2 separate regions of the Mus musculus genome follow, and region 2 is linked to region 1. A link is a loop called in an ENCODE intact Hi-C map of the cell type or tissue named here. Cell type or tissue: left cerebral cortex. All regions are shown on one strand. Links, peaks and the distances in the headings refer to the core of each region. The heading gives the core; the rest is flanking DNA.

Evidence for each region. Peaks named below come from ENCODE experiments on the same cell type or tissue, not always from the same donor. Only the 100,000 strongest peaks of a DNase experiment are listed, where the experiment ranks them.
Region 2: it touches region 1 in a loop (5-fold over the local background); 3 of 42 quality-filtered maps call a loop at or near these places.

Annotation. Positions count from the first base shown.
Region 1 is chr14:25,604,233-25,609,422 of GRCm38, reverse strand. All of the region lies in intron 6 of Zmiz1 (zinc finger, MIZ-type containing 1), which reads right to left. Gm45915 (predicted gene, 45915) reads right to left here. Exons shown (of 1, transcript NM_001309430.1): 1 at 3,787-5,190. Among named protein-coding and RNA genes, the nearest start is that of Gm45915, 3.3 kb to the right of the region's middle. In left cerebral cortex, for the core only: no CTCF peak of the experiment used is centred there; DNase peaks (open chromatin) are centred at 1,501, 2,025, 2,617, 3,098 and 2 more places; H3K4me3 peaks cover 2,282 bases; H3K27ac peaks cover 2,315 bases.
Region 2 is chr14:25,664,183-25,669,372 of GRCm38, reverse strand. Zmiz1 (zinc finger, MIZ-type containing 1) reads right to left here. Exons shown (of 24, transcript NM_001310666.1): 24 at 2,630-5,190. Among named protein-coding and RNA genes, the nearest start is that of Gm52102, 5.5 kb to the right of the region's middle. In left cerebral cortex, for the core only: a CTCF peak has its summit at 2,512 (motif pointing left); DNase peaks (open chromatin) are centred at 1,028 and 3,674; H3K27ac peaks cover 546 bases.

The DNA of each region.
Region 1 (5,190 bases), core at 519-4,518:
TAAGATATATATATATATATATATATATATATATATATATATATATATATATATATATACACACATATATATATATATATATTATAAGCCATATAGACCTTAATCTCCATACACTGTACAGTGGGAGATGAGCTTTGGATCCGGAGCCCCTGAAATGGAGGACTCTCCCTGTACACCATCCAGGTTTCCTGGTGACATGGCCTTGTGCACTCCTTGGTCTGATTTCTAGCCCACACGTAAGGATGGACTGTTGAGAAACACTGGTACCAATACTTTGGCAGCTGCTTCACAAAACCTCCCTCTTAGAAAATCACCTGCTATGCCCAGGCTCACTGGTAGTTAAGCCTAATGGTCAAGTGCACACTATGCCTCGGCCACACTGTAAGACCTGATGCTCTCCCAAAGCCCGTCTAAGGAACCCTATCTGCCCTCCTAGTCTTACTGCAGCTGGCTTCCAGGTGAACCAGGAACTGGGACTTATCTATGCACTGGTTACCAACACTAAAGCCAAATGCTGGGGACCTCTGGCAGCTGCTTCTTGCTTAGCCCTTGCAGTGTTCTGAGAACCTCTCTACAAGGTCTTCCTCACAGCCGGATACAGCCTGATGCCAGTCACCCCCCACCATCACCAGCAGCAGCAGGAGCAACAGCAGCAGGAGCGGCAGCAGCCGCCTTTCCAGTAAACACTTGTCAGAACTCTGCTGTGCACCCATCACCTCTGGGAAGGGAGCCCTAGAGCCATACAAGCCTCCAGGTCTCTCCAGCATCAAGGATTCATTCTCACAAAGGAGTAGCTTTAAGTTAAACCCCTTAGCCACTGCCTCTAACCAAAAGGGTCTGGGCTAGCTCTGATTTTTTGCAAAGGGAAGCCTACCAGGGATGAAGCCTTGTAAAATGTCTGCTGGGGAACCAGCACTTCACCTTTAGGAAAGAGGCGTGGGGATCAATCTGTCTGGTCCCCCACCCACCCTCGCATCCAGAGGAGGAACCAAGGTCTCCTCTGTGGGTGAACAAAATGGGCCTGGTGTACACGCTGAAGCCACTCTTACGGCCAAGCCTCAGGCTGACACCATGCAGCACACGGTGCTACCCACAATGCACTGGCTCTCCTCTGTCACACACATGCACACACACTCACCCCTGCGCCCCGGAGGGAGCCGGGGCCCGGCCCGCGGGCGCCCCGCACCGACCCCTCCAGCCCCACACTCACCTAGAAGTTGCACAGTCCGCGGTCCCGCCCTGGCGCCCCCGGAGGCTAAAGCCCAGTCCGCGGCGACCGCAGCGAGCGACTCCGGGCAGGGATCAGCCGGCGCCGAACAAAGGCTGAGAGTAGGCAGCGGGCGCCGCCTGCATCCCCGCTCCGCGCCGGGGCGGCGGCAGCGGCGGCGGCGCGGGGGCCCCGGGCGGCTCCGGCGCCCGCTCGCTGCGCGCTGCCCCCTCCGAGGGCGCTCAGGCTCCCGCGCTCCCGCTCGCTGCCGTCCGCCACCGCCGCCGCTGTCCGGCTACCGCACCGCACACATCAATTATTCATCGCCCGTCTCCAGCTTCCCGGGCGAAGCCAATCACAGGCGGAGGCTCCACTAATGGGGCCGCCGCCGCCGAGGAGGCAACCAGCCGCGCGCCCGGGCGCAAGCGACAGCCCTTCGGGGACGGGGATGGGAACCGGGGGCGCGCGGGGGGCGGGGGCGCACTGGGCGCGCAGGAGAAACTTCCCACGGCCCGCTGCGCTGCGCCGCGCTCACAGACCCCGCGGGCGTGACCACCCAGCCTGCGTGCCGCCGCGTGGGGCCGGGGGCTTCGGGGAAGCCGGGCGCGCCGCGACTGGGGGAGGGGAGGGAGGAGGAGCGCGGGAGGACGATGAAAGGCGAACGGCCCTGTCTCGGCGTCTCCGGGGAGCCCTCCCCGCCCCACGAGCCTGGCGCCCGCACCCCCGCCCCGCAGCCCGCACTCACTCGCGTGCGCAGCCCGCCGGCCCAGCCACTTCACTGCGAGGGACTGGTGACTAGGGATCTGAGGCAGCTCACATTTCAAACTTGCTCGCAGGGGTGGTGCTGGTGCACGCCGCCGCCAGAGCGAACGCACGACCCGACGAGTGGAGCTCCAGCCTCCGGGCGGGGGCGGCGACCAGGCCCCTCTCCCTCCCCCCGCCTCGGCAATTAATTGGAAGCAACACTTGTGAGAGTGGGCTCCTGGAGCGCTGTCGCCCGAGGGGGCCTCAGGGAAGGCGCTGGCGGCGGTTGACTCCGGGTGCCTCCCGCCCCCGCCAGCGAATCTTCTCAAGAGGTCATGCTAATGAGGGTCCGCAGCGGGGCCGGGGTGGCCTCCGCAGGCTAAGGGGCGGGGCAGGCTGGGGACATCCAGTGGCAACTTGGGTTTAAAGGGCTTTCTGAAAGGGTTAGTGGGGACGGAGATCAGCAGCTTGGCATCTTACTCCCCCAGCTTAGGGGGTCCCTGTAGCCCCTGGGATTCTCGGAACGCCCGGGCCAGGGTAGGTGAACTGGCGCACGTACACTCTGCCTCCCTGACTTCGGGGAGTTCCTGTGCCCCGCAGCCGGCGGCGGGAGGGAAGCCGGAGGCGGCTGCTGTGCACAGCCCCGCCCCTGCTCCCGGTGCTGCCGTCTTCCTGACACTGCATCCTGTGGTGGCCGCGGCCTCTTCCTTCCAGCCAGTAGTTGCAGGGGCGCGACCCGTGCTTGCCCCTCCCACTCCTCTGCCCCATAGGCACCCCTGGAAACCCATTAGCTGTCCAGCCCAAAGAGGTCGGATCCCCTCCCTCCTTTGAGGGTTCTATCCACCTAGATCACTCACTAGGGAGAAACTATTTTATAAACTCCCCCCAAAACCCGCCCACTCACCAGTGAAAGTTGTTTGAATGAGCTCCTAACTGCCTCAATTAGTCGAGGAGGAAAGGCTGGTCACTCACCCTCAAGAAAGACAGCCAAGAGCGGCTTTAAATTCTCTGCATCTGCACACTGATCTCTCCAGCTTGGGGACTTGACCCCCTTTGCCTTGGAGGCTCCTTCTTGTGAGCCTCCTTCACACGCCCCTCCAGTATGAGCTCCTTCCTGACTGGCCCCTCAGCGTTTCTGCTTGCCTCGCTGCGGGCCACAGAAGTGGCAAGACAAATCACTTATCTAGACACTGGGCTCTTACTCCTTGTTTGACAGAAGTCGTTAGCAGGCTCTAATCCCACCCACTGCCACTTGAAATATCACTTTTGGGATGGCATTTGGAAATGCAGTTGTCATGGGCTTTCCCCTCCCAGGAGCTGGCTAAATGGATTAATTTCTACTTCATAACTGGATTTTTCTTTTTGCCCAAGAACCAGCTTCTGCAAAGGAAATTAATTGGCCTCTCCTTCCTGGAGCAACCTCCAGGCAGTGCTGAGGGACAGACTGACTGCATTCTGCTGTGCACACGTTTCAGGTGGGGTTCACTCTCATCTCCTGTAGCATAATGGCTTCTTTGAGGACATTCATTTACCCACTGGAATATTTACTGAGACCCTGCCCCTCCAAACATCCACCACAGAGTTTTGAGACTCCAAGAAACTAGATGAAGGCTCTCCCATCCTTCCCACTGCTCAGCATAGCCAGCTGACAGAGCAGGACACTTTGGCCCACATTTCAGAAGCACACACGTCCCTAAGACCTACTTTCTGGTGTCAGGCTAACTTAACAATATCAGGGCTCAGTTTCGATTAATCCAAGCACGAAAGCCTCTAAATAACTAGAACCCACACCCCATCCTCCCAAAGTTCTGTACAATGACAGTTTACAATTCTCATCTGATTCATAGGGCCTGTTCAGTGGCCAAGGGCTTACACACACAGTAGCAGAAAGAACTAACTTTACAAAGATAGTCCTGGGGCAGGAGAGATGGCTCAGTGGTTAAAAGAGGTTTCTTGCTCTTGCAGAGGGCCAGAATTCTCTCCTTGGCACCCATGTGGCAGCTCACAATCATCTGAAACTCCAGGTTTAGGGAAATTCAACACCCTCTTCTAGTCCGAGGGCACCAGACACACAAGTGGAACACGGACATATAAGCAAGCAAACATATTCATACATGAAATATACATATATAAATAAAATATACATATATTTTGAAATACATATATTAAGAAAGATCATTCCTGCAGGTTGAGTGAACATTCAGGCTGGAACTGAGCAAAGTTTACACCTTAGGGGCAGGGACTTGGTGGTGGTAATCCTTTAGAAATTATAAAGACAGCTTCCCGTTGTTTTGCCTCCTCGTCCTCCTACCTCTTAGTTCTCCTCGGGACCCACTTCAGAAGCTCCTGAGTGGGACCCTGAGGATGGAAATAATATTCAAGATACAGGGTTTTCCAAGGTAACCCAAAAAGTAAATACTCTTCACTAGCATATTTACATACTTAAGAAAACAAATTGTTTTCAAGCACCCATTCATCAGTCCAAACTGGCCCCTTTCACTTGCTAATTTCTAGGCTCTCTTCTCTGGAATCAAATCCCTCAAGGCCCTCTTGGTTAGCAGCCTCTTTTTAGTATTGGAGTCTACAGAAATGCCGGCACTCCACACACTATCTTCGTTAGAAGGGCTTTCCCTGACTCGCTCCAAGTTCCACATCTCTAACTTCCAAAGACTTGCTCAAAAGCCCGGGGCCCACAGCCAACCCCACCCCACCCCACCCCACCCCGCAGTGCTTGCCTTGATAAGGATCTACAAAAAGAGGCAGCAGACAAAGGCATCCTGCGACTCCACTTCCAGACGCTCTGCAGCTCTTGGAGTGACCTCGGCAAGCCCCCTCACCCGCCTCCCTCGGACCCCCCCCCCCGGGGGGGGGGGGAATGACTTGGGGGGTAGAAGAAAGGAAGAAGAAAGAAAGGGCGAGCTGTAGCCCCATGCTGTGGCTCCTTGATGAATGTCTGCCAGGCTCCGGAGACCTGACTAAGGATCAATAGCGGGTGGCTTTTCTCGCGGGGGTCTGAACTCCTGTCGTGGGCCTGAGTGAAGAGGAGCCGCCAATAAATACAGTGCTGTGGCATGGCTGGCTGGCTCCGGAGTCGGGGATGCTTTATCCTCTGGCAGTGGGGAGCCCGCCCCCTGAAGGACCCTCTAGAGGAGGGGTGAGAAGGGAGATAATGTAGCCAGGACACCACAGTCCCAAGCTTGGGTCAAAGGACTGACTTCCTTCAGCTCATGGATGAGCTA
Region 2 (5,190 bases), core at 476-4,475, 60 kb before region 1:
CTACTACTTCCCCCATGACATTGCTGTCTCATGTAAAATCATGCATGTTCATTCAGAGCTCTCCTCCCTCCCTACAGGTGTCCGTGGGAAGAAACAGAGAGACCTAGGGGGAAGACAGACTAGGCAGAGAAGAGAGGAGCCGGCACAGGACGCTGCTGGAGTTCTCTCAGGAGGGCCTGTTGGAGGACTGATCTCACCCCGCTGAGCGGTTGCTCTGTGGATCTTTCTGGAAGTCAGTTGCTAAATGTGGGCTGCTAGGTGGAGGTGGGAGAACGAAGAGAGCGACCTTCCAGATAGTCCCTGTCTGTTGAGGGTGACTTTACTGTACCTGGTGGGATCCCAACAGGAGGATGGGTGGGTCACATTAAAGAAGGTCTTACCGTGGGCTCAGTGAAGAGATGGCTCAGTGGTTGGGAGTACTTGCCGCTCTTGCAGAGGACGTGGGTTCAATTCCTGGCACTCACAAGGTGGCTTACAACTGTCTGTAACTCCAGTTCCAGGGGATCCAAGGCACTTTTCTGGCTTTCAGGAACGACAGGTCCACACACATGTATGCAGGCAAACACTTAGATACATAAAATCATTTTTAAAACGTCTCACCAGGCCAAGTGTGGAGGCCAAAGTCCTTAATCCCCATACTCAAGAGGCAGAAGCAGGAGGATCTCTGTGAACTTGAGGCCAGCCTGATCTACCTAGAGCGTTCAGGCCAGCCAGGGCTACATTATGTCTATCCAAAACAAAACAAAACCACTCTAGAACTAGGTGTGTGGAGATGGCCACGGGAGGAATGGAAGCCGAGCCCCAGTTGCTTTGAGACTGTACTTTTCGCCTTCTCCCATTAGACTTATTCTTCTTGTCTGTGTTGGGGGTGGCGTTCAGCCTTGCTTAGCTTTAGGTGGCTTTGCCCATCTCACAGTTAGGCCCTCTATTCCAGAAGAAAGCTGCCTGTCTCAGCAGGCATGAGCTGGGCCAAAGCTGCCACGTGGGCTCGGGTAAGCCACAGGCCTGTGTATCTCTGACAACAGGGAGTGAAGCTAAAAATGGCGAGTCTTGTCTTTCTAGAGAAGTCTGACTCCCACTCTGTTCACTTCTTGCCTTGAAGGCAACGGTGCGCAGAAGTTTTGCTTTTAACCACAATCCACAAGAACTGACCCAGCAAGCACACATATACCCCCATTCTCACCTTGATAGCTGTCTGACATCCTTTCCCTGGAGAGGACCTTCCTATTATTTTCTGTCTTGTTTATTTGTTTGGTTTAAAGGGTCTGGTTATGCCTCTACACATGAATTTCTCTGCCCATTGTAAAGTCACTGCTGTAAGGCAACATGGAGTGGGGGTTGCCCTTCTTATGCCCAGGAAGCTCTCCTAGCATCTCAGGCTGCTTGAGGACAAGGCTGCAAGATGTTGGCAGAAGACAGTGGCTGCAGCTTAGCAGCCACCAGGCTCTCGTTTTTAAAATGTGAATCTTTCTCTTCTCACCGCCATCTCCCATTCAAACAAGAAACTGTGGCCTCCTTATCAGTTCCTGCCTTCCTTGGAGGTAGTACTTCTCAGTGCCCAGGCCCCATAGGCAGCCCTTCAGCCTAGCTGGCTCTGGTGCACACCCACCCAATCCACTCCAGGTGTGTCTAATCTTCCCTTTCCACACAGTCAGTATTGGGGAGCCTGCTAAGCTGACGTTTGTAGTCCTTGCTGAGGGACTGCTAAGGGGGCCATGTTTGCTTTTCTTGCTCAATGGTCAGGCTGTGTGAAGGAAGAGCACTGTTGGCTACTGGTCCTGACAATCTGATCTACTTCCCAAAAACTTAAACTGGACACACAAAAATAGTCTGTGCTGGGTGTTAGAATTGAGGCTTGAGGATCGAACCTATATAAAATGCAGTCACATGGTAAACTCAAGCTTGGCTGGGAACAGAGCAGGGAAGCAGCAGGGCAGAAGCCAGGTGGCCATAGACAGCGCTGCATAGCCTGCAAGGAGAGCAGTTGTTAAGGCATTTATGGACTATGGCTGTGTCTAGATGCTGTGGACAGAACCTGATTTGACACGGACAGGCTCCTGTTCCTAGTCTGTCAGAGGCTCAGCAAAGGCTATTAGCCTGAGTCACAGATGGCCTAAGGACTCAGCTCCCCTTCAGGACTTGGTCCTGTTGAGGGTCCTATATTTAGCCAGTCATCACAAAACTTTGTCCCACAAGCCATCAACAAGAGATATCGCTCCTCACCAAGAGGGACAGATGCCCAGAGCTATTCACAGTCACATGGGTTTCAGGATCTCATCTGGGGACACCAGGGCAGAATTCTTCCACATCAACACCCAGACCACTCCATTGTTTCTGTGTGTGCACAGACCAGCAGGATAGGGTGGTGGTTTAAAAACCAAAGCCTGGAGAGAGGGCTCAGAAGTTAAGAGCACTGTCTGCTCTTCCAGAGGTCCTCAGTTCAAGTCCCAGCAACCACATGGTGGCTCACAAACATCTATAATGAGATCTGGTGCCCTCTTCTGGCCTTAAGGCATATGTGCAGGCAGAATGCTGTAAACTTAATAAATCTTAAAACAAAACAAAACACCAAAGGCCATTCCCTCAGACCAGTCCTTAACACCCATAAAACAGCTAACTCACCAGAACCTTCATTTTTTGTCCATTTATTTAGAAAAAAATTAACATGAGCAAATGAGATACCTCAGTGTTACAACAGAGTATAGAAATGTCTAGCAATAATCAAATAATTTGATCTTTAAATACAAAATAACCACATGAACACCTAATATACAGGTTTCATCTGAATACATATTTATTAGATAAATATTAGAGGTCACATCATCTAACTGCATACAGCTTTGCAAGACTAGAAATCACAATTAGTTTTTTTTTTCTGACCAGTCAAAAGTATGAAATGATTGCAGTGTACATACGATGTACAAAGACAAGGGCGGGTTCTGTGGACGTCACTTCAGGCTGCACGTGTGGGTGTGGATGTGTGTACGTGTGAATCACCTGTGATCATGATATCAAAAACTTATACAAAGTATATGAATTTGGTTACAATTTTCTTCTGAAATCCCCGTTTCTCTTCATTGTTTCCATAGCACCCTAAAAATACACAGGTGGCAGGGCCAGGACACAGAAGGTAAATAGTACATGTAGGTAAAAATAAAAACAAAAGGGAACAAAAACGCCTCTGCACACAGGGTCAGTATATTACAGGAGACAAGGACGGAGTCACGAAGGCTAACAAACGGGATCTAGTATTCCACGTAGAATGAAGGAGTTCCAAGCCTTTTGTTGTTTCTCTGTTTTGTAAAATAAAAACAATACACATTCCGGGAGAAATGAATGTATCTTGTTGACATGTCTATTTCTCATTTACATATGTACACACGGCCCTTGAGTCGCTGCTGCTCTCTGCCTCGTCTGGATTGGTCAGGCCCGAGGGCCCATGGGGAGCAGACCTGTAGCTCTCTGGGATTTAGGGCTTCCGTTAGGGAGAAAGTGTTAGGAATCTTTTAAAAAATAAAATGGCTACAGGATACGTGAGACATGAATAAAGCTTCAAACCAAGAAGATGAGGGTGATCGCCTGTGCGGGGGGCGGGGCCTTTCCCATCTGCGCATGCTCTCTCCCAGCCCAGCCGCTTAGCTGAGTGGCGGCTGGTACGTGCCTATGGGTGGGTTGCTCGTTGTGGTAAAGTGGCTTGCTGAGACCTCATTTCGGAGGTTACTATGGCTCCAAGTTGTTGTAAGAAAGGACTGAGGATCTTTCCAGAGCCTAGGCCTGCCTCTGTTTATGGATGTCACCTTTACCTGCGTCTGTCACTACCAAGGCATGGCTCCAGCCCCCGATGTCTTTGTAGCTCTCTCAAACCCTGGATCGGCTCCAACATTTCTCTGGAAGGAGACATTTCCGGAGTGTGGGCTTCAGGCTCTGTGGTGAACTTGCTGGTGGGCACTTGCCTGGGAGGGAGCCTTAGGAAATCAGCCTCAGGTGTAGCCTCGGGTGTGAACGGAGAGATGACCAGAGAGGCTGGGCTACTGGGAGTGTCTAGGCCTTTTGCACTGGAAAGCTGTGGAGAACCTGGGCATGCCTTGACAGGAACTAGCAGGGACCCCAGGCTGTTCTGGGGCACAGTATCACGGCAAGAAGCAGGAACTTGTGAGAAAGGCATTTGTCAGTCTGAAGCTGAACAATCCGTACAGTCCGACAGAGCACGGCCCTGTGCCGGGCCACCGACACTGGGTAGGGATAGCCACGGGGTACCTGGTGTAATGTCCCTACCAGCTGACTGAGAGTGGTTCTCAACAGTGGGTTGCCTGGTCTCTCAACTCGAGCACAGCCGCCTCTTCTGCTCCTCTCTCATCTGTACAAATAGCCCTGGTTGGTTTTTGTTTGTTTTTGTTGTTTGTTTTTGTTTTTTTAAAAAAGGACTCGGGTTTTGTCACTGAGTCAAGATATTTTAAAAACACCAGCAAAGGCTATAACCAGGTCATGAAAATGTTGAATATTATCAAAGACAATACTAAAATATTCACAAAGATATTTACAAAAGCGATTCTTAAAATAATTGATTTGCATACTGAACACACTGCTTGAAAAAACCTTAACAACAGGACAAAGGAAGAGGAGGGGTGGGGAGGTGGCAGCTTTCCTTGTGCCTTTTTTTTTTTTAGGGTGACAATAAGTCAACAGCTAGGGGTCACCTTTCTGGTTCAATCTATATTAAGAGTGCCAGGGAGCACAGAGGGAGGCTAATGACCGATGACAAATGAGGACGCTGGCAGTGGACAGGAGGCAGGAGAAGGCCTTGGGTGGCAGCATCGGAGAAGGGAGCAAAGAATTTACAGATGGGACTCATGTGAGCGGACAACCTGGCATCACCACAGGCATCACCGTAGGCCATGAGGCTCAGGGGGACACAGACCAGCCTGGCACAAAGCAGGCGAGTGACAAGCCAGCAGGGGACTCTAAGCTGGATGGAGTGAAAAAGCAGAGGAGGGCCAGAGGCTGCACTTGCTGGGTGAGCAGGAGTGTGGAGCGAGCTCTGGATGGAGGGAGAAATACAGGGAGTGACAGGCCATAAATGCCACAAAATGCCTGCCTGCTGAGATGCTCTGGTGCACCCAGCAAAGGTCTGGGCTGGAGACAGGCAGCTTTGAGCAGAGAACCTGCTGGACCAGACTGAGAGACTTGGAG